Linked DNA regions of Mus musculus: all the other regions are linked to region 1. The links are chromatin loops, found by intact Hi-C in ENCODE. Cell type or tissue: gastrocnemius. All regions are shown on one strand. Links, peaks and the distances in the headings refer to the core of each region. The heading gives the core; the rest is flanking DNA.

Region 1 (7,799 bases), core at 3,119-5,618:
TGTAACCAAAGTTTCCTGTTCCAACAGAACAGATTTTCTTAGGCTAGAGAGAGAGTGGCCACTCAGTACATGAACAATAGTCTCATGACAGACTTAGGGAGAAGATGGCAAGGACCAGAGGGTGACAGGGAAGCACAGCATGATTCCAGGCTTTTCCTATTCTGAGGAATCCGTGGCACGGGTTAAAAGGATCAAAAGGATCGGTTCTAGGCCTCACCACATCTTGGTGGAAAGTGAAATTCAAGAGAGCTGAGGGAAGTCTGTATTTCTAACAAGTGCTGGGGGGAGGGGGAGGGGGAGGGGGGGTTCTTAGGACCTGGCAAGTTTAAGAAATGCTGACTAACGCCATGAGCTCTGGCAATGAACTCAAGTTTGAGTCTTTGCTCGACTGGACCACATAATCGTTGGCAAAATTCTTTGTGCCTCAGTTTCCTTATTTGATTCTTAGGTAAAGTTGCTGGGGCACTGAGCTATCTGTAAAGGTCCCAAGCACTGTGTCTGTGGTCACTCTTGAAAACACAGGAAGACATTAGTGGCTTGATTCTTTGGGATTTAACAAAGAGAAAAAGAGTTTCCAAACTTTCTCCTCTTTGAAGATGGAGCAGTTGTTCTAAACTGGCTAGTTCTCCATCACTCCGCACTCTCTACTTTGGCCTGAGTTTATTTGGTAGAAACGACTGGGCTGGAAGATTCCCTGGGCATTTTCCCATTACAGGCATTTCTTATTGATGAATTGTCATCTCCAAGACCCTATTCTTCATCCCTTTTATCCACACAACATGGAATTATCTGTCATTCCATTGGAGGGGAGATTAATGCTTGGTTCAGAGGTTAACTATGCTATTTGAGGCTTTTATTTCCTTCTAAACAATTGAATTATATTCCATGGAACATTATTGACTTTGGTTATTATACAAAAAAAAAATATATCCCAGTATGAAAAATAGCATTAAAATGAGCATAGCTTTGTGTCTGTCTGCAAATGGCTTGAAGTTCCTTAGATGTAATCCAATTTCCATGTCTTGGAATCTTCCTGCTAATGGCAAATTATTATCTTAATTAGCTGAGATGACTAGTAATAATGAGGCAATGTGGTTTTCTTTTCCTGCAGTCCTAAATACTGGGACTGTGTGAAGTTCTGACTACCAAAGAGTAACTTTCAAAACTCACGTGTTAACTTCAGATCCCCTGTCCAAGGGTGTGGGCTTTACACACCTCTTCTATGTGTGCAGGAAAATTAGTGCTTTGGGGATTTGATCAACTGGTATCTAATTCGATTCAAAGATTTCAGTTTTCATTTCTTTGAAATTCATGCTGAATAGCCCAAGCTGGCCTTGCGTGCCTCATCCTCCTGCCTCTGCTTCCTGTGTGATTACAGGCTAAGAAGTGAGAGGAGCCCTGTTAGATCTCAGGCAAGGACTCCTTCCTTTCTTAGAGTCCTGTGTCTTCCTGCAGGCCTGCTATCCATCCAGCCATGCACCCAGTCACATGGGCCAGGTGCTGTTTTTGGTGCTTGGGAATAGATGGGGTTTTCTTCCTTGAGTTCATCGGTTCAGCTACGGGGAGAACTTTTTTTTTATGGAGTTGACCGGGGAGCCTATCTTCTGACCTCACTGTGATGTGGGGTTCTGTGATACCAGGATGAGTTATAGCCCTTTCAGCAGTCTGGTTCCCTACCGTTGCCTAATGGTAGACACCGGACATGGCTCCAATCCTGGTTTGGTCCCTTGGGTAGAGGCCTGGTAGGAAAGGGAAACTGTAAGTAATTTAGTAATAATTTATACGAGTAGCAGGAAAATAACAACCATGAATCCTTAAAATAGAGAAGCAGCAGAAGAAGCAGCAGAAGATGGCATACGTACAAGTCACCAAGTTCATGGGAGTAGCTAGCTATGGGGAGAAAGCTTGGTGTAGCAGGGGAAGGGGCTCTCAGAGGGTCTGGAGAAGCAGACATAATCCCAACGGCTCAGAGAACTTGTAACCTGGCAAGAAAGAGAAGACAGTAGCTCGGAGCGGGGTGATACTTGGCGCAATGGTCTAAATGTCTTAAGACAGAAAGTAGTAAGGGTGCTTAGAGAGAAGCCACACACCAAGGTGGGTTTTTCCAGAGGAAGTGGCCTTTAAAGCAAGTCCTTGAAGGAAGGGGAGGAATTTAACAAATTCCAAGAGGAAAGAGAGAGAGAGAGATTTCAGGCCTCAGGAATGTATTGAGCAAATGTGTGGGGCAGGCATGTCCTGTTGGGACATAACAGCATTCCTGTTGAGGAACTGGGGGGAAAAATTCAGTTGCATTTTCAAAGACAAGGCTGGAAAGTTGGGTTTGGTCGAGACAGATCATAGTCACTCTGGTCTCTTCCCAGTAGGCAGCATAAGAGCCATTTCAAGGGACTTGCGGGGGGGGGGGGGGGGGGAGAGGATAGGCTACACAGACACGCCAGTCAGCAACAAGGCCCTGCACAGCAAAAAGAAACACCTGTGAGCAGTGAGAGGGGCTGGGATAGTCAACACCGAAAGTGAATGGGGGCGGGGGGGGGGGGGGGCTGCATCAAAGAAGTTATCAAAGGGGGACTGCTGCAGCATGGGGGACCCTGATAGGTCACCCTGGGAGACAAGAAATGCAGCGGAAAGGGAGTACTTTAAGTTTGAAATAGGCACTCTGATGGTGAGCGCTGTGATCTGGACACTGAGAAGAGATGAGCCAAGGTTTTTGGGTTTGACTTTCCACGGGGTGTCATCAAAAGTCGATCATAATAGGCTGTAGGATGAGGGCACATTAAAGTTTGGAGGAAGAGAAACAACAAACAAATGAGGCAGAGAGGAAGAGACAGAAACAGAGTCCAGAACAGAAGAGACAACAGGATGCCAGAGAAACCCAAGAATGGGGGGAACCACTCAAAAGAAGAGTGGGCAGTGTTTGAGACCCCAGGGAGATCAAGTAGGGTTAGATCATCTTCAGTGGCCTTGGGCTTTCTTTGAATTAGAAAATGAAGCTGGATTGCCCCAGGGCTAGGGGGTATAGTTCAGCCCAAGAGCATTGACGCTGGAGGGCCTATGTTCCATTCCCAGAAAAAACTTAACAAAAAATGACTGGATCCCTCCAGGGAAGGTCCATGTCTTAGATCCAGCCTCTTTTAGTTCATTGCGATATCAAATTCTTTAAATGTTAGCCCCCTCTAAAGGTATGTATTTTCCGGTAACGGAAATTAATCCCTCCCACCAACACCGCATCTGACCCTGAATGAGTCATTAATTCTGTCCGAGGACATCAGTTCTGTCCTTTTTAACTTTCTAATTCAGAGACCCGTGTACACGGGTGGAAATGTTCAGCGACCTGTACTGCACACGCTTTTGTCGTGACTTTTTGAGGACAGACTAGGGCTCACCCTTCTTTCTGCTCCGATACTCTAAGTTTTAAAGTCTCTTAAAATTATTTCTTAAAGAGATATAGATATTAAACAACCGGAGGAAAGGGACTTCCTCTTCCGCTTGCCCATAAAGCTCTTCCAGTTTTCTGTCCGGCTTTTTCCTAGGCACCGAGGAGGTGCCTAGAAAAATACTGGATGAATATACAAAAACATGTCACCAAAATTTTCCTAACAAGCAGCTATGGAAAGTCTGCCAGCGTCCTGTCTCCAGGGACTTCTAGCCTGGGGCTCCCGATGCCCGACATGGATCACGTCCAATGTCTCGGGCGGCCTTCGCTTTGAGTGGGCAATTTTCTTTACAACGCCGACGCGCGTAGTTGCTTTAAATTCAGACCAGGTAGGCAGTGGGGAGTAGCCAATATGCGAAAGTGTCAGAGGAGCTAGGGCTTATCTCCAACAATAGGACAGTATCTCTAACACTGTTTACAGTAAAAACAGAAGGTGGAGCAAGAAGTCAGAGTGTCTAACGTGGTCATTAAGCCTGCGGCTTGGCTGAGATCTAACCAAGCTCTGCAGAGTGCGAAGAACAATGTCCGCAGGGTTCCCGGTTCAGACGGGGACTCGTTTCTCCGCCTCCGCTGGCGCCCGGGCACCGTCTCCCAGCGCTGCTCGCTCTCCTGCTGCCCTGCAGCGGGGAGGACCCGCCGGTCGGGCGCCGCCAATGCTGCAGGGAGCGCAGCGCGCGTCCGGAGCGCCAAGGACTCCAGGTCTCAGCCCCGCCGCAGATTCCAGAGCGCCCGCGGCTGTTGTCCGCCACCGGGCGGCCGTGAGCGACAACCGTCTCGCGTTGGAGAGTTTGCGCGATCCTCTCTGCCCGTGTGTGCGCTCTAAGTGAGCGGCCCGACCCCCTGGGTCTGCAGCAGGTCGCGGCAGAGGGCGACTGGGGCTCTGGGGTGAAGCCGGGCGGGCCGGCTTCTTGGCCCGAAGGACTGAAAGAGTGCGAGGGCGGGGCGGGGCAGGGCGGCGCGGCCGGCTCGGGACGCGCGTCCAGCGGCTGCGGGGCAGCATCCGAGCGCTGCGCGTGTCCGGGCGCTCGATCGACTCGGCTCCCTGGCGTGTCACCGGGCCGGAGCGAACCCGGGGCTCAGGGCTGGGTGCGCTGCAGTTACGCGGGGCAGCCGCGCCCCTTCCCCACCTGGGTCGGCGAAAAGTGAAGTGGAAAACAGTGGCTGAGCTCAGCCCTCCTCCCTTTCCCCCCTGCGCCGCAGCCACGGCCGAGGGTGGGGGAAGTTCGCTTCGCCGGGTTGGAAGGAAAGCAGGCGGCCTGGGCCGCGCCTCCCCCGCCTTCCTCTCGGCCGCGTCCCCGGGGCTTCACGCAGCATTTCTTTGTTTTGAAAGCGCCTCCTCCGCCCAGAGGCTTTTCCCCGCGGGGCCGGCTGACTGGGGGGTGGGGCATCGAGCAGTCGGCCCGCCCTCCATTTAGTCCGGAACCCTCCCCCCTCCCCGCCCCGCGGCGACCCACGAGGAGCGTCCACGCTCGGCGGACATCAAAAGGAGGCAGGGCGCTGGAGGGCTAAGTTGAGTAGACAGGGGGCGCAGAGACCCACCCACCCTTCCCCTTGGCAGACGGCCCGACCCCTCCCGCGGAAACCCCGCCTGAGCCCCGCCTCCCGCGTCACAGCAGCCTGACATTCTCACAGCCCACCGGGCACCCAACCCGGGTGCCCCCGCCACCCCCGTGTCCACGGAGCGCTCTATTTATGTTTCAGCCCAGTGATTTGCATAGGCCCCGCCCCCTCCCCTAGGTTCTCCCTATCGGCGCTCCTCCTCGGCGATGTCGTCACGGCCTAGGCCACACCTCCCGTGCCCCTACAAGGAGCGGCGGGCCCTAGATGGCAGCGTGGCGTCGCCACGGCGTGTGCGTGTCGCGCTTCCTTGTGCCGTTTATAGGGTCCCGGCACTTCCGCTGTCGGGTTAGAAGCGGCGCGGTCATGGCGGAGCGCGGACAGCAGCCTCCTCCCGCGAAACGGCTCTGCTGCCGGCCGGGCGGCGGCGGCGGCGGCGGCGGCGGTGGTGGGGGCAGCAGCGGCGGCGGCGCGGGTGGCGGCTACAGCTCTGCCTGTCGGCCCGGCCCGCGGGCGGGCGGTGCGGCGGCGGCGGCGGCGTGCGGGGGCGGCGCGGCACTGGGGCTGCTGCCGCCGGGCAAGACCCAAAGCCCCGAGTCTCTGCTGGACATCGCAGCGCGCAGGGTGGCGGAGAAGTGGCCGTTCCAGCGCGTGGAGGAGCGCTTCGAGCGCATCCCGGAGCCGGTGCAGCGCCGCATCGTCTACTGGTCCTTTCCCCGCAGTGAGCGGGAGATCTGCATGTACTCGTCCTTCAACACCGGCGGCGGCTCCGCGGGCGGCCCCGGCGACGACAGCGGCGGCGGCGGCGGGCGGCAGCACGGGCGCGGCGCGGCGGCGCGGCGGCTCCTCATCCTCGCCGGCCGCCACCTCAGCCGCCGCCGCCGCCGTCGCCGCGGGCACCGGGACCCCGTCGGTGGGGGCGGCCAGCGCTGCGGACGGCGGCGACGAGACGCGGCTGCCCTTCCGCCGGGGTATCGCGCTGCTGGAGAGTGGCTGCGTAGACAACGTCCTGCAAGTCGGTGAGTCACGGGGCTGCCGCGGGCCGTCGGTCCTTCGGTCTGTCCTCCTGTCCCTCGGGGGTGGGGGAGGGCAGGGTCTCCCCTCCGATCCCCTGGGCCGCCTCGGGTCGGGCGCGCGCGGTGCAGCAGCGGGCGACTCGGACGGTCCCCGGAGCGGAGCGCCCATTTCCTCCCGCTGGTCCCCGCCCCCGTCTCCCCGGACGGGCTAGCGCGAGTGGGAAATGAATCAGCAAGGACGCGCCCCTCGGTGGCGGGGTGGTGGGTGTCGGCGTCCCGGTCGTCTGTCCGGCAGGCTGAGTGCGGGTGTGCGGGGCGGGCGTGGACAAAGGCGCGGGTGGCCGCGGGGCTCGGGCTGGGGCGTGCGGCGCGGGGGAGGGGGCGCGGGCCGCAGACAATGCCGACCGGGGCGCTCGCTCTGCACTGCCCGGCTCGCGTCCTTTCTTCTGGCGCTGCTCCGCGCCCCGCGGTCCGAGGTGGGGTGGTGGCGATCCCTTCAACCCCGCTCGGCCACCGCTCCGCTCGGGGCTCCGACGGCCGGCCGGCTAGCCGGCCGGCCCCTCGTACTCAGGCTGCTTTAAGGTGTCTGCAACGAGCTCCGCGGCGTCCGCGTCCGGGTCCCCGAGCCACCCCGGCCGGCAGTGACGGCCGGCCGGGCCGCTGAGGGGCGCCGCTCTCGCTTCTCCGTCCCGTGAGGCACCCCGCCGCCCGACTTCTGCCTGAGCCCGGGGTTCGGGCGCGGTGCTGAGGGAGCGGGCAGCACCGCCGACGCTGTGACCCGCGGCCGGCGTCCGCACCGAGGGGCCCCGCGGCCCCTGCGCCCCTGCGCTGCTGCGCGCCCCGCACCTCCCGGCAGTTTGTTCTCCTTTCGGGTTTATTTGTGCCCCTTTCAATTTTCTGTCACCCTCCGAAAAGGGGAAAGCAAACAAAAGAGCCTCTTTATTTCTTTTCAGGGCTTGTAAAGTAGAAGATATTTGACAAAGGCGAGAGAAGGGCTTGTGATTTAAAGCTGCACAGCCCTTCTTTCTCTGACAGACCAGGAGAGTTTTCTCAAATCCCTCTGCCTTCCGCGGGGCTTTTCTTTTTCTTCTGATTAGATATCTTTTCCAGCCATAGTTACGGGAACGTTTGAACTGGATTGAAGTGAACAATGCTGCAGCGCAGCCTCCCTGTCCCCATATTTTTCCTCCGGATTGCTGAAGGCGTATTTTATAACCCCCCTCCCACACTGGTTGAAATTGTAGGGATGAACCCCGAAGCAAATGAATGAGGATTGATAGATTTGAAAGGCTGTGTCTGCCTCTGTCCGTCTCTCTCTCTCTCTCTCTCTCTCTCTCTCTCTCTCTCTCTTTTAACTTGTTCTTTTCTCTCTATGGTCCAATCTTTTTATCCTTTTCCTTGGGAGTGGAGTGGGGGTCTGGACAGTGGCCCCGACACAGAAGATTTGTTTTAATCCTGTTTGGTTAATTTGAATTCTAATGTAATCTGAAAACGTGATTTTCTGCATGGTCATTTATTTCCAAAGACAGCCCTCAGTGTTGCTCAGCACCGTTTCCCTCGAAGAGGGGGGTTGGTTTTTGAGGCTATCCATCCTTACCCCCACCTTTTCCCCTTTAAAATCTAATTAACATTCTTTCTAGTTACACTCCCCACCCCACCACCCCCACCCCCCGCCCACCTTCTCCTCTTTCCCTGCCGGTTTGAAGCCGATTGAATCAAATGCATGGTCTCTGAGTATAACTAACTGGAGTCTGAATTTTTATGGCTTGGCTGGCAATGTTGCGTCGTGGCCC
Region 2 (7,799 bases), core at 1,976-4,475, 49 kb before region 1:
TATTTATTTACTTTACATCTGGATTGAAGCTCCTCCCCCTCTTCTCCCAGTCTCCCTCCCCAACCCCACCCCATCCATCCCTCCTCCCCTTCTCCTCAGAAACACCTCTGCACATAGGTAACAGTCGTGCAGCTGGGTCTTCATGTGGGACCCCTAAAGCAGGAGCAGGGGCCTTCTCTGACTCTGGTGCCTGCCTTTGGATCCCTGTCCCCTAACTGGGCTGCCTTGTCTACGGTCAATAGAAAAACATAGGGTTTTATGGAGGTCGCCAAGAAGGGAGCTGGAGGCAAGGAACAGCTTTATCGAGTTGACTGTCCCTGTCCCTGGGAGCTCCTCCCCACAGTGTAGGTACTTTGCCCTCATTTCATCTTGGCATATCTGTGTGAAGTCAACTTCATTACCTATGTTCTAAGGACAAAGACTGGAATGCTCAGAAAGGCCTGGCACCAAGACGAAGAAAATGTCCAGTGGAAATCTGCCTTGGCTGACTCTGCTGGGTAGCTTGGCTCAGCCAGGCCTTGTACAAGCTGACATTATACCAGAGAGCACTTCTCTATAGAGTGGCCACTCACTCTGGCTTGCCACAGTTAGGTCTGGTTTATGCCGATGGCCCCAGTCCCATTAGTATCAAGCACCAAATTTCTCCCTCCAAAGCATTCCAACGGAGATAATGAGTTTATTGTATGGTTGTTTAACTGTCATAAAAATGGGGGTATTACTATTGCTGAGGTCATGGAGAGGGGCCACACAGAATTAGTGAGGCTTTGCACATAAAATTTATGATCCTCTGGTGTGTGCAGTAAGCACTCAATGAAAGCTCAGTGCTACCTTTCTTAGACTAGAAAACGCATCTAAGGAGGGGCAGCGAGGAGTGAGCCACGCCCCACGACAGTTCACCACTGTCTCTCTGGGTGTAATTCTGCAGGGCCAGCCTTAGTCCCTTCAGACTGAGCCAGTGTGAGGAGCACCCGCCACTTTAGATTAAAGCCATATGGGGGTCACTAGGCTTGCGGCTCCCGTCTCTGCACCAATCAAATGTACCACCTGCTCCTCCTGCCACACGGCTCAGAAGGAATCTTTTTTCTCTCTCTGACTGGGAAGGTCTAGAGCCCAGATTGCTTAAAGAGGAAAAATGTCAAACGCACAGAATCCTTCAGAGGACCAGTGGGGCCCTGCCCTGAGCCCAGGCTAATTAAGTGAGTGACTTAAGGGAGCTGCCTCCTCTTCAAGATTAAGAGGTGGGTGTGAATATTTTCCTCTGGCCCTGGTAAATGTTCTTGATGACAGTCATAAAAATGCTAAGCTCTGTTGCCTCTTTATTGGAATGAAGGCTGTCGGAAAACTCCCCGTTCCCTGAAGAAGCTAATTGTCGATGCTCGCACACCTAAACAGGTGTTCCTCAGATTGCTTTTTCTAATGCCTTTCCCTGAGAAGATCAATTTAAATGTTGCTTTGAGCTAATCAGTGATTGCTTCTGCATTCATCCAAATTTATACCTTTCATTCTGTGTGCTAGAGGACACACTGCTTTCAGAGTCTGTACACTGAGACAAGATTTTTAAAAGTTCTTTGTCCTCTTCTATGAATTCAGTGTTTCGTGTGTCATTAACATACAGCTTAGCAGCGGGATGACTTGGTGGGTAAAGCACCCAGGGTGTGGGCATAAGAACCTGAGCTGAGATCTCCAGCATCCGACAGAGAAAGCTGTTCACAGAGGCACAGTCTATAACCCTAGAGCTGGTAGGCAGAGATGGGCAGATCCCAGGAGCTCACTGATCAGCCACTCTAGTCAATTACCGACTTCCAAGTTCAGTGGGGACTCTGTCTTAAAGGAGTAGAGAGTGGCAGAAACAAACAATAGGCACGGCCTCTGGCCTCCACATACACACATGTAAGTATGTGTCCCTGCATGTACACGTACGTCTGCATGCCTATACTGCGCAAGGGAATATAAAACATGAATATGTACTTCTCTGATTATTGACAATGCTTAGTTCAAACCCGTATGAGGATGACTGTGCTGACACATCTCCACATGCTGTGCATCATTAGCCATGGCGTGTCATACGGGATAAGTGCATCCCAACCTGCATCACAGACAAGGTAGTTTTGTTGTCTTCAGGCATCTGGGTTCAGGAATTCCTCAAATGTCTGAAGTTTCTATCCTGGTATCTCTCTTTCTGTCTTCCTTCCTTTCCTTCCTTCCTTTCTTCCTTCCTTCCTTCCGTCCTTCCTTCCTCCCTCCTTCCTTCCTTCCTTCCTTCCTTCCTTCCTTCCTCCCTTTTTTTCTCTCTTTCCTACTTTCCTTCTACCTAGGAGAGTCCCTATGTTTCATCTTTCTCTTTCTCATCTCACCATTTGCTCAAGTCTCTCATCAAATGCCCCTTTCCCCATATAACCCAACCTATATTGTGTCTAAGAAGAAAAGATGGCGCGTATCTTAACTAGCATAGGCTATACCTAGTTTTCCAAGCCTTACCTTACTCTGGCTCTTGGTTACCTTCCCAGTGGGTATTTTTACTATGACTAGTCACCCAGTTACAGATTGTAGCCCTAACGAACATATTAGTAGTTTTGAAAATGATTGTTTCTAAAGTTGGATGTGTTCAGTCATAAATGACCAATGTGGGTTTTAAATTCAAGACTTCAAAATATGGGGTTTTAGAAACCAGAGGATATCCATTTGAACTCTCATTTATGAATGAGTTATCATCAGATCCGAGTCTGTTAGGGTTCTGAGGTCACCCAGTGGCGGAAGAGCAGGTCCCGTGCTATGGTAGATGTTTCTTCACTATTTCACACTGGTCAGCTCACCCTGGGATGGAAAGTGTCCCAGCTGGCTATGGATAACTATCTCTTCACACTGCCCCACCTCCCCATTTCTAAGTCGCAGAGTGTGGCTCAGTGAGTTCTGTCTGAACAATATGAAAACGAGCTGCCTAACCAATCTCAGTGAGCAAACCACATCCCTAGATTATCCTGCTTAATCAGAGCCCCAAACTCTGCGGTTCAGTGCATACCTTCATATGGGGGAGGGGGATGGGCGTATCATCAAATAGCGGAAGTTTATATTGCACATTGTCAAGCAGTGAAAAACTGTCATCCTTAGAAATGACTGACAGCCTCCCTGCCGCATTTCTGCTGCACTGAGCTAGGTGACGTGAGAGGAAAAAAAAAAGTCGTCTTCAGTCTTACACATCTCCTGCTGAAAACACGTGTGACGGGCCTGGAAACTGATGGGAGAACCTGTGCTTCACAAGCCCTGAAAGTCTTTGAAAAGAGTTCCAATTAACCGAATGTGGCTAACACCTCAGAGAGAAAGTCAACTGAACGTTGCAGTGGGAAAGAATGTTGCTGGGAGCTCTGGGCTGTTGGCTGATTGCCTGGGGAGAGAGAGAGTGGTGGTAGCGGCTCGCCAGCTGGCTGGGTGCACATCCATAAAGGATGCGGTCAGCTTACACCTTGGCAAACTATGTTCTGATGGAAATTGTAGAGGTCAGCAGACAGGCGCTTTCCCTGGTCAAGTATGCTAGCTCAGGCCACTGCTTTTATATGTGTGAAGGCATATCTAGTTGGCCAGGAGTAGTAGAACTAAGTCTGGACTCTGCACCAAACCAGAGTCCATTATTGGATCTGATAGACCTAGTCTCTAATGCAGACCCCGGATATAATTGAAGGTGGCACACTATGCCATCTAATGCCAATGAAGACAGCCTCAGGTCTAGTCTGAAATTGGGAGCCATTTAAAAACTGTGAGAGAGAGAGAGAAAGAGAGAGAGAGAGAGAGAGAGAGAGAGAGAGAGAGAGAGAGGAAAAAGGAAAAAGGAAAAAGGAAAAAGGAAAAGAAAATTGACAAAACAACCATTGGTTTTTCAAATGTATTGTTTTTTTAACATGTCAAAATTGAGTCAAGCGCTACTTGTATTTAAAAACAAACATTCAAAAATAGCCACAAAAATACTGCAAGTAAGTTAAAAGACAGTGGAAGAAATACTTGCAACACTGAATTCAAAGCCAACAGAAGGTCAGCATCCTTACTACCTGAACGTGGATGACAGAAATGATCTGGGGATTTAGAGAGGACGACATGTCATGCAGAAGCGCTGTCTGCATCACTAGAATCAAAAATGCTCACGGCAGGCAGACTCTCCTTGCATCTTTCAGAAAAACAGAACTATCCTGAACAGGTATTTGATGCCTCCATACACTTCCCATGGCAATGAAAAAAAAAACAATACCACTTTTCCTGGGTCAAAGCATGTGTGTGTGTGTGCGCACACACACATATATCTACATTTATGTAAGCATGTTTGACCCTTATGTATATACATGCTTACATAAGTGTACATAAATGTTTGCGTCTCATTTGTTCCTTTTCAAAGTTGTTCTCATTTGAAAAGATTGAATTTAGCTTTCTGGCAATAAAGATAAAGTCTTTATTGAAGCATACAAAGAATTCAAAAGCACAGATTTAAGGGAGTTGATACGAAGAGTAGACTTGAGTGTTTTGAATGAGATTTTACTAAAGCTTGCATGAGTCATATTAGATAATGAATTCAGTGATTTTCCTTCACCAGAAACCAGTCTGGGTTAGGTGTTAAGACTTAAATATTAGTGAGTTTGAAATATTGTTTTACATATTTTCATCTACTAACAGAGAGGTTGGGTTAGATAAAACATATCAGGACTTCTATGCTTCAGATCTACTACATTACAAACATATCTAGGTAATCCATGACTTACACCTTAATTCAATATGTTAGGATCATTATAACTAGAGTTCATTGTACAATTTCCAGTATATTCAGGAGGAGACACTGATGGCAGATACTAAAAGAGTAGTTGAGGAAAAAAAACTATAAAGGAAAAATTGTTTAGAGTTTTAAATGTTTTAAAGATTGTTGGTGTGCAATAGTTTAAAATTGCAAAAGTTAAATATAGTAAATCAAATTAGTGTTAATATTTTGTGAATAGATGACTGAAAGATGGGCTAAATGACTAGTTAACTGCCTTTTTAATAAGACTATTGGTAATAGAATCAATTATGGTTCATTATTAACTATATTAACAGAAAATTAGGCTTTCCTAGCTATTCCAAATACGCAATATTTTAATAGACCATGGTCCCTTGTCAGCCTGTGTGGAATGCAAAGGCTTATAAGCTGGTTCCTTCCCATGAACTAAACTAGATTAGATGAGCAACTAATGGTTAAAATGTTATTATATCTCTTTTTAATATTTCTTGTCAAAAACTTAAATATTCTTGATTCAACTTGTGCTTCAATGTGTGCAATATCATTTGGCCATAATTAGTTTCATTTCGATTTTCTTTACATTTGGGGTACTTATTATCTTTTCCCACATCCACTGGGAATGCCAAGTACCAATTTTTGCTATTTAGCAAGTCAGCGAGGAGCTTCCTACTGAGTCCTTTAATTATGGTTAATTGAATATTGTAAATGGTTTTCAGGATCGCCATCTTGGCAATCCACACAGCATTCTTCTTTGCAGAAGCTAAAGCATGAAGAATCTCTCCCACTCCTTCCCACAGAGTTACTGAGTCAACTATCAAGGGTGGTGAACTATTATACAAACCAGCATCCTTTATCCCAAATGTTCCGACAAAAACATGCTTTGTATGGGCCTGAGAATGTGGCAGCTCTTCACTGGGTATTGGACAACACCCATCTTCTAAGGAGACCGATTCAGGTCTGAGGGGCTTATTCTCCCCACCCCTACCACAGAGCATGTTATCCAGCACAGCCGGTTCACTTCTGTCCAGGAAAACTTTCTTATTGTTGTGCACCAGAACCAAGGTTCCAAGGACTTCTTGCTGCTCCATCATCAAAAGAAAGAAGGAGGAGGAGGAGGAGGAAGAGGAGGAGGAGGAGGGGGAAGAGGAGGAGGAGGAGGAGGGGGAGGGGGAGGAGGAGGAGGAGCAGGGGGAGGGGGAGCAGGAGGAGGGGGAGCAGGAGGAGGGGGAGGAGGAGGAGGAGGAGGAGGAGGAGGAGGAGGAGGAGGAGGAGGAGAAAGAAAGTAAATTAAGAGCCTCGGAAGATCTGAGGCTATCAGAACTGCTACCAGCAAAAACCAAGAAAGCAGAAAAATCACGGAGCCGGCTTTCCATGCACTTCATGAACAATAAACAAGAAATGAGGAATCTATGGTTTTAGTTACATAAAATGTTGCCTTCTTAATGACTGTTTCCTGCTTTAGTCAATCAATCTTGACTATTATTATGAACTTAAGACCAAAAGAAGCCTTGAAATTAGCATCTAGACACCCCCTTTCCTCCTTCCCTGTTAAGACTTTCTACAGAGCAAGGCATCTGTTGAGGGACAGGTTTCCACAGGCTTGCTCATGACCTATCCTACTCTAAATGACACTTTCTTCCAGGACTTTTCTATTTTATGAAGCCACTTGCTATTAAGTTTGGGGAATCTCGGATTAAAAGAAACAAACTCAAGGCTCACTCTCTTGGTTCCTACCTGCTCCTGCAAAAAAACTTTATACCTTAGGCTAAGTAATGCAAAACTAGAGAGGATTATGCCAGCCAGTTCTCAAGGACAGAAATTCAGTATCTGGTGAGACACCCTTCTCTCCTTCAAAGAGGATGCTTTGTTGAGCATCTTCCCAGGGCACAAGGGCCAAACAGGATCCCACATGATAGCACTAATTGCATTTGTGAGAACCCCCTAAAGAACCTCCTTCGTGATACTATCACATCTGGGAGCGTGCATACTTGTGAGATACAACTGGAGCATAACACTCACCTTTAGTAATTTTCCAAGGTTGGGTGGTAATATACTCTATATGATAATTTTCTCCTGTATCTTTTCTGCTCCCATTCAGTTTCTCCTTTGTTTGCTTGTATTTTCCCAACTATTTGATCATCAAATATTGGATACAGACTAGTACATCTCTTCAGATCTTTTGTAATAGGCGTTGTGTGGCGCAGTGGCTTCTCCTGTCCCTCGTGAATCAAGACTCTTCTGTTTCAGATCCCCCCCACCCCCCACCGACCCCCACCCACCCCCCACCTTCCTGCTGCATACACACCTGCAGATTACTGACTGCTAAGGTTTAAATCCTGGTTGGTTTGATTCCATCCCATTTTAAATGGCAGGATTCACTAAATTTTGACTTCTCTGGGAGACTCGCCTCTGGGAGACGACTTCTGTCTCTAGGCTTCGGCAGACTAGACACAAGTCTGTCTATCTGAAGAAAGGGGAAGATAGCAAATGTTTCCATGTGGGAGGAGGCCCATTGTCTTGCTACAGCTTTGGCTAGAAGTAGAATAGGATGGAAAAGACTCAAAACATGTGGCCATCCCACTTTCTACAGAAGAAAAGTTGGGTTCTGCCACAGTGGTGTGTCTTAGTGGTGTGTCAGCCATTCTCCTTCATGTATCAGAGCTGACTCTAGATTTAAACACGTCCAAACAGTTAAATGCCCAGAAACACATGCTAGCCTTACATATTTGGTACATTTGTAACTTTTGGGGTCTAGAATATCTGCTACAAAAACCCCATAACTTTTTAAAAAGCCATGAATGTATCAAGGTCTGGCTTCTTCTGTGGTCATCTTAATTGCAAAATTGACTATACAGCAAATCTAATCAACTGTGCATAATTCAATTCAGTCATCAACTGAAAATATCAAGACTTTTTCTTCGAATCCATGCGGCTGCCGATGTGCCAAGAAACATAACTCGGCGTCACGGTCTGCTACACATGGGCTGCGGTTAATTCCCAGCCGTGGTAGCTGGATTCGCCACATTAGGCTTCCAGGCAGGGTCAG
Region 3 (7,799 bases), core at 2,591-5,090, 150 kb before region 1:
TGGCATCATGTCTGAGCACAGGTGTTAGGTTTTACAGTGCTTCTGAGCTTTGAATTTTCACATTAGGTATGCTCCACCTGTATGATAAATGCTAACTTAAATACTTGCCAGTAGATACCAACAAACTTTTATTTCCAAGCCTAAAAGTTACTATAGTATTGAGGTCAGAACATGACTCTTCTGTACGGTCAGATTAATTCACTAAATAATACTATCAGGAACAGCCTGGAAATTTCGTGAGAGTCCTTCCAAAGCTGCAGGTTTTCCAGAGTGGTTTTCTCTGGCTACAGTCTGTGCGCCCCTTCAATCCTTCTTTAGTCGTTTAGCTTTTGCGATGTTTTCTTGCCGTTTTTGTTTCTTCTTTTGCTCCTTCTCTCTGGCTTCAATCATCTTGGCCAACTTCCAGGACAGTACAGCACTAGCTAGGAACAGTGGTGTGAGCGCCAAGATAACTGTGGTAAGGAAGCCATATGGGTCCTTTGCAGCCCACTCCACAACATACTCAGCCCAAGCCTTTATGTCAAGCATCTTTGCAGCAAGCAGGAAGCAGCTTGGAGAATGAAGGGAGGGGGGAAAGAAGAAAAAAACAAAACAAAAAAGAAGACTATATGGTTACTCAAATCCTGAAAGTTAGAACACATCCAATTTAATCAGAATTCCATTATCGCATAGTTTTGTTTTTTCAGTATTAATTAGTAGCATTTCAATAAAGATTAGCATCTCCATTTAGGAAAAAAATAGTTCAAATCGAACAACACAGATCATTTCTAGAAAGTAAAGACCAATTTATAGAAGGTAAGGCCCACTTGAACTGTGTCCTATGGGCATCCTCCATGCCTCTAATTCTCAGGACAAACCGTGCAGGAGCAGACAAACAAAGAGCTTGACTTCCACCGGCTCAATTCAGGAAAGGGCTGAAGCCGGCCGTTGCTGACACACCATCAGTACTGCTAAGTGCTAATTAACCAAAGTACAAATCAGACTCCTTGTCTGACATCTCGGCCAGACCATAAAAAGTCCTCCCAGAGAAAGAGAAGTAGGTGTTTATTTTTGGAACATAGGTTAAGGAAACCATGATGCTTAAAAAAAAAAACAAAAAAATCCACATTCATACATCCGGGGGAAAAAAAGATTGCTAAGTTATGGGCTTTCAAATTTGACAGCTCTACCAAAAAAAAAAAAAAAAAAAAAAAGAGAAATGCGTCCACACGGTAAGTGTGCATCTTGGTCTTTTTTGAGTTGGTAACAGAGGATCACCTGGTAAAATATGGTGAGGACTTGAGTGGCATTTCCTATATTGTTCCTGTTTCTAGCAACCTGTTTCAATTACAGGTTGAATTACAATGCCAGCATTTAGGGAAGGTTTGTGTGTATTTACAGCCACCTAAAGTCTCAAGCTAAGATTTTTAAAAACCATTTACCTTATGTTAGAGTAGTGACCTCTAATTTTCCCCTGGGACTATCAGTGAGTCAGTCAGAATTCAGACGATTGTTGGTTATGTCTTCTTCAGTCTGACCATACGATGTGGAGGGGGTTAAATTCTATATACATATACATGGATGAGCTAGAAAAGAAGACAATCAAGTCATAACTATTGTAAGATAGTTGCAGGATATTTTGATCACACTGTGAACCCCAAGATTGTGCTGTAGTGTGCCCTCCCCGCTCCTTAGCACACACCTTTGGTCCCTCTGCCTGGAATGCAGACACGCCCTTAGTATACAACCTTTAATCCCAAACAAGGTAAAGTTAGTTTGTAGAAGGAAGCACCATATTTGAAAGTGATGTCAAAGTGATGAATCAGAGAAAGATTTGATACAGGATATGCCCAGCCCTCAAAAGAGGAAAGAGGAAAAAGAGGCTAGTTAAGAGAGCAGCACAGAGAAAGAAGAAAGGAGAAGGCAGTTTTACCAGGAGAGTTTTACAGAGACAGGCTGGAGAGAGAGAACAAGCTAGACACAGGTGAAGACAATGAGCCAGAGGATGAGAAGCCAGAAGAGCAGAACACATTGCTAGAGTCTGAGGTCAAGCAGAGCAATTCAGAAGAGGAGAAAGAGAAGCCAGATTGAATCAGTCAACTTGGCGAGGAGTTTGAGCTAGAACAGCTAGCTGAGTAAGTGAGTTAGCCAGCACACAGGAAGAACAAGAAAGGATGCGCTTTTCAGCAATAAGTCTCAGAAGCTGAAAACACTCTAGGCCTAGATAAGATTGTGTGGAGGCTAGAAGCTTCCGGGACTAGGCCTGGGTTAGCAGACTGAGCAGTAAGCCTCAAAGATGACAATTACAACAGGAGAATAAAAGATACCTTTACAGTAAGATTAGAAATGGAAAAAAAAAAAAAAAAAAAAAAAAAACCTCTAAATTCTCCTCTAAACACAAACAAGTAAAAACATCTTTCTATAATAGTATAGCCTCTTAACACCTATTTCTCCCTAAATTACAACTGCAAATGTCCCAAAATAAGAGTTCTAATTCGTAGAAGCCAAGTATTCTACGTAAATTATTTGAGTACTAAAGTTTTGTCTGAATAATAATGACTTTCACTAACATAAAAAAAATCAAGCTGGCTGGCTGACATGTTACAGGTACCATACCCATAAAGATTTTTAATCTTTGCGTCTACTGTTGGGGATCCAACCCAAAGCCTAGTAGAGCACAGTAGACAGATGCTCCACCGCTGACCAACCAAGAATTTAAACTGCTTGTACTTAAGAATCCTCATTTATTCGTTGGATTGGGTACATCGTTACAAAGTCAAACACTATGCTTTGCTCTTTAAAGGTTTTGTGGTCTGTAGTTCAATTAATGTACCTTACAAGAAAATAAAGAATTACCAAAATAATTATGGTACCCACAACCCGTCACATCAAGAAAACTATCACTGGATTTAACTTCCATGTCCCCATGCTATCTCCGTATTTGTATCAGAAACCATGCCCCTACTTTCAGCACATTAAACTTTCTGGAGACGTTAACCATCCAGTCCCTTGTCGCTACGCCCTCGCCCAGTTGTAACCAGTTTGCAGGAAGGTCCAAGAAAGATCGATCTTTCTCGAGTCCAGTAACGAACTAAATACAAGTCTGCGAAATCCGCCCAACTTTGCAAATAAGACTAGCGCGACTTGATGACTAGGCTATGGCAAAGTTACGGTCCACAGGCCACACATCTCGAGAGCACCTCAGTCTCGCACCAAAACATCCTCGCCTTACTTTCAGGCACATTCCTTCACCTCACAAAGCCTAGGGGACCCGGAGCTGCACCAGGCGTCTCTAGACTTACAGCTTCTCTCCTAACTTTCCCCGCTTAGCATTCTCCTTGCCCCGGGCCATGTCCACGGCCATCAGTCGGCCTCACCGGCTAAGGACGCCGCCCCGCCGAGCGAAGCCGGGCAGGACCCGCGGTCAGGAGCTCAGAGAGCCGGGAGAGCCCGGCCACACGCTCAGCTTAGGCTACAGCAAGCCACCGCAGCCCTAGGGGATCCCCGCTCCCATTCCCACTCACCGCCAGGCAGGAAAGTGGAAAGCGGAAGCCGCTCCGCTCAGGTCCCGCCCGAAGGCGGGGCGGGGCGGGGCGGGATGAGGAAGTGGCGGGCGGGTTTCCGGCGGCGCAATGTCTAGAGCCATAGCGGGAGGGCGGGGAGGGGCGGCGCGGCGAGGCGAGGCGAGGCGCGGAGGCTTCGTGTCCGCGGTCGGGGATGCTGCCGCGCGCCGCTTCGTGTGCGCTGCAGGTGGGGCATCGTGGCCTCGCGTCCTGCGTGGGACGCCGGCGAGGAGACGGAGTGGGTGAGGAGTTCGTCCAGGGGACTCTCAGCCCAGAGAGCCGCAGCTAGACACGAGGGGGACCCCGCAGTCTCCTTAGAGCCTTCTCGAGGCCGTGGAAGGACTGGCGTGTTCCCTAACTCGCCCCTCACTCATGCTGTAGAGTTGAACAATAGTTAAATATTTAAAGATTTGGCCAAGCAGCAGCCCGGCTGGGATGTGTCCAGTGAACCTTGGTAGCAGGGGGAAATGCTGCCACGCTGTGGGAAAGAGGTTCCGTTGTTTGTTTTTCATTTAAGAGCCTAACTTACTTCACAAAGGAATGGTCGATACTTGCCCCAAAGTAAACTGTCAATAATTAAACTGTCAGGGCATAGAGATCGCAATACATAAATAAAGGACTTCAAAAAGTCAACAAGCAGAAAGGGGTGCGTTAAATGGGTCTCCTAATCTACAGGGACGGAAAGATTAGCTCTGGTTTGGTTGGTGCTCAAATTTTGTGATTGCTTGCCTGAACTACTTGCTCTGTTTGACTGCCTCTGGCGAATGTTGCAAGACCTCCTCGCTGTTGTGTGCCAAATAAAGCAAGTTTTTATTCCTGAGAGACTGTGAGCGTTCCCTTTGAGGAGCAAGCCGAGACATGTATGAGTAGTTAGAGTATAACAACAGTAACCATTATTTACCAAGGAGCAGACTTTGGCAGCTAATCTAAGGATCTAAAATACTGCTACCCGGGTATATGCTAATGGCTGCATATTGTAATGGCAGCCGTGGTTTTCTTATTCTTGTGTGAAAGCCTGAAGGATTGCTTAAAACCTGTACAAACAAGCGTACCCATAACCGGCTTGTATCCATAACCGGCTTGTATCCGTGACATGTTCACTTCAGTAGATGGTTCCTCACAAGTTCTGCCTCCCAGTGTGTTGCTCTGTTTTATCTCTAAAGGACCCAGGGTCCCCGCAAGTCTTGGGAATAAAAGGAAGCAGTACCGTAAGGAAGGAACTGAGGAGGGGGTGCACCAGCCTAATCGTGCACAGTACACACACTTACAACGGAGAGAAAGAAAGCAGCAAGCTTCTTTGGCTATTGGAGACCTAGCCTTCACACTCAGATTTTAGGGCTCTCTCTTCTGGTGTATTAGGCAGGCCTGTGCAAGCCCAAGAACAGCATAGAGGTTGCCATGGAGGACAGCCTTACTGGGGCCTGCATTACCTTAACCAAAGATGATAAGTAAGATAGGCTCCCAAACCATGGGCTGACTGTTCCATGGCGAGGTCAGCTTTCTAGTCTCTGTACTGATGCCCCTACAGCACTCATTCTCTCTGAGCCTTTTCCTCCCGTATATCTAGAGGGCATTCTAGTTGACCTCTGATCATTCGGGCCCCTTCAGATCAGTAAATTAGTGTATCTGGCCAGTCCCCTAGCTCTTTATCCTTTCTGGGAGAGGGAGTAGTCACGGGTTTGTTTGAAAGACTCTTGCTATGTAGCCCAGACTCTACCTGAGCTCTGGGTCATTGTGGTCCACTCTCTTAAGTAATGGGATGGTGGGCGGTCACCACCACCGTTGTCTTAACTTGGATTTTATTCTCCCAAATGTCCCAAATGCATTATGAGATAACAACTAATACGTTCTGCCTTGTTCTTAAGAAGCAGATTTTAGCCAGGTGTAACCCCGAGACTTGAGAGGTGAAGACAGGAAGATGAACAACCTTGGTAGGCGTACAGTGAGTTTGAACCATTCTGGGCTACTTGAGACCCTGTCTCAGAGAAGAGGTAGGGTGTTAAGGTAGTTCCCATGGAGAGCAGACTAGGAAAAGCTGTGTGTGCAGGATTAAAGCAGCCCACATAGCAGCTCTGAAGCCAAGGAACAGCTGCACAATATTTGTTATTGCACAAAGCCTTTAAAAAATTGTTCGTTTGCTTTTCTCTTGTAAGGTAATTCCTGGTAGACTTGTCATTCCTTAGTTTCTAAAGTCTTTTTTTTTTTTAATGTTTGTAAGTACAAAGTTAAGTCTCACTCTAACCATGTGTCAATGAAAGGCATGTACCCTGAATAAGATTCTGTTGTTGTAATAATGTTATTTGCTCTGATTAAAAGATGCTGAAAGGTCTCTCACCTGTACTTGGCCTTATTTCCTTCCCTCCAGTAACCCTGTACATATGTAACTTCTTTTGATGGAATTGGGTTTTATCCCTGAATTTTATTTCATAACCTTATTTAAATATCAGTTGAGTACTTTCTGTGTACCCAGTACTGAAGTCAGTGCCTCTCAAATACTGTCACTAATCCCGAACTAAATCACCCATCAAAAGTTCATGTTCTTATACAGGTTTTCCAGTTTAACAACAGAAGACTTAAAAAGTAAAGCAGGATTCTAAACTTATTTTATCAAAATCTCTGCTCACTCCAGTCTTGGCAGAAATGTTTTCTCTTTTCTCCCCTCCCCCTCACCCCCGGCCCCCAAAGTGGAGTTATGTTTTTAGAGTCTGTCACTGCTGACAAAAACTAAAATCCCCGACTTGCCTAGTGTCCAGGTGGTGGCAGCATGTCTCAGAGCTAGCGTGCTGGGGAAGGCGTTTCCAGCCGTGCTGGTTGGCTGCTTGTGTGAACGTGCATAACCTGCCTCTGTGCAGAGCTCTCACTTCTCCATTTATCGACCCATCAGTGATTCATCCCACTATAGCCTCCTCTTCTGGTAGATTACACTTCGGGAGTTTCTCTTCAGCTTCTTTTATCTATGAAGTGTCTATCAGACTCTTTCTAGAAAACTCATTAGGGCCTATCAGGCCAGACAGTGTTATTTCAGTTGTTATTTTTAACCAACATTTGGTATTATTGGGCAGTACTGAAAGTATCAATATTAGCTAATACTACTAAGAAACGTCTGCTTAAATTAAAGGCATGTGTCTTACACTCACAGACTCATCGGTGTAGGAGCTTAGGAAAAACAATTAGTACTCAAAAGAGTAAGAAACTCAACAGGGAGTAATGCAAGATTATCATTTCTGGGGCTAAAGAGACAGAGGGTAAAGACGCTGGCAATCAAGGCTGAATTCCATCCCCAGAGCCCGACTCATGGAAGGTCAGACACACACACACACACACACACACACAGAGATGGCTTTTGTTTTTGTTGATGACTTCTTGGGAGTTTGCTTTTATGCCTTTGCAGAGCTAATGCCTATGAAGGGGGCTGGCAAACAATTGCTGCCTTCCCACCCGAGTCCTCCACAGCCACCACTGCTCTGCTTGCACGGCTCTTCAGTCTGGGTTTACTGGCTTCTTGTCTCTCCTAGACAGTAACCTAGACAGTTTTTTAGAATGTAAACCCCAGGATTAGTTGCCTCAAAAGTATGAACATCACTGTATCATTGTTGCAGTACTGGGCTGAACCCAGGTGTGTGGCACATGCCACCCAAGTGCCTAGTCCTGTCCTGTGTGTGACCTACATCCTTTTGCCCTTTGTCATTTAATGTCTTTGTTAGTTTGTTTGAAACAAGGGATTTCAGTTGTTGTTCTATTGATGTGGAGAGAAACCGAGACCAAGGAAGCTTACAAAAGGAAGCAGTCGATGGGGAGCTTGCTTGCTGGGTGAGAGGGTTACTCCACCATCAGCATAGCAGGGACCTGGAGAAGTAGCTGAAAGCTCACATCTAAATCACAAGCAGAGAATAAGCTAGACTGGGCGTGGCACACTTCTAATTCCTTACTAAACAGCCCATCCTCTGGAAACCAAGTATTTAAACATATGATCCTATGGGTGCCAGTCTCATTGAAACCACAGTGTATTGCTAAGTTGGCCAGTCTAGTCTTGAACTTGCTATGGTTTTAAATAGTAGATTTCAGGGTATAGTGTTACTCAAATACCTGTTAGGGTTGGAACAAATTAAGTAAATTAAGTCCTGGGTGTTTGTGAAGCTTTTGTTAAGTGCTGAGGGTTGGAAGATTTTGACAGCGATAAAGGTGCCTGGGAAGGGATGTTAGTGTCAAACTTAATAAAGCTGTTTGTAGATCAATACATACATCGTGGTTATAGCC

The links. Peaks named below come from ENCODE experiments on the same cell type or tissue, not always from the same donor. Only the 100,000 strongest peaks of a DNase experiment are listed, where the experiment ranks them.
Region 2: a loop joins it to region 1, with 2.3 times the contacts of the local background. A loop is called at or near these places in 3 of 42 quality-filtered maps.
Region 3: a loop joins it to region 1, with 6 times the contacts of the local background. A loop is called at or near these places in 30 of 42 quality-filtered maps.

Annotation. Positions count from the first base shown.
Region 1 is chr13:107,887,607-107,895,405 of GRCm38, reverse strand. Zswim6 (zinc finger SWIM-type containing 6) reads left to right here and starts at 5,342. Exons shown (of 18, transcript NM_145456.3): 1 at 5,342-5,802; 2 at 5,804-5,812; 3 at 5,815-5,820; 4 at 5,823-5,825; 5 at 5,828-6,009. The coding sequence starts at 5,357. In gastrocnemius, for the core only: CTCF peaks have their summits at 4,182 and 4,919; DNase peaks (open chromatin) are centred at 3,662, 4,153, 4,246 and 5,149; H3K4me3 peaks cover 2,500 bases; H3K27ac peaks cover 2,418 bases.
Region 2 is chr13:107,935,743-107,943,541 of GRCm38, reverse strand. No RefSeq gene overlaps it. Among named protein-coding and RNA genes, the nearest start is that of Gm41053, 16 kb to the right of the region's middle. In gastrocnemius, for the core only: no CTCF peak of the experiment used is centred there; a DNase peak (open chromatin) is centred at 3,388; H3K4me3 peaks cover 218 bases.
Region 3 is chr13:108,040,191-108,047,989 of GRCm38, reverse strand. It overlaps Smim15 (small integral membrane protein 15), which reads right to left and starts at 3,516. Exons shown (of 3, transcript NM_001048250.2): 1 at 3,504-3,516; 2 at 1,422-1,565; 3 at 1-550. The coding sequence starts at 528. The coding sequence ends at 304. Gm41055 (a long non-coding RNA gene) reads left to right here and starts at 3,519. Exons shown (of 5, transcript XR_003950673.1): 1 at 3,519-3,784. In gastrocnemius, for the core only: a CTCF peak has its summit at 4,008; a DNase peak (open chromatin) is centred at 3,574; H3K4me3 peaks cover 2,321 bases; H3K27ac peaks cover 2,247 bases.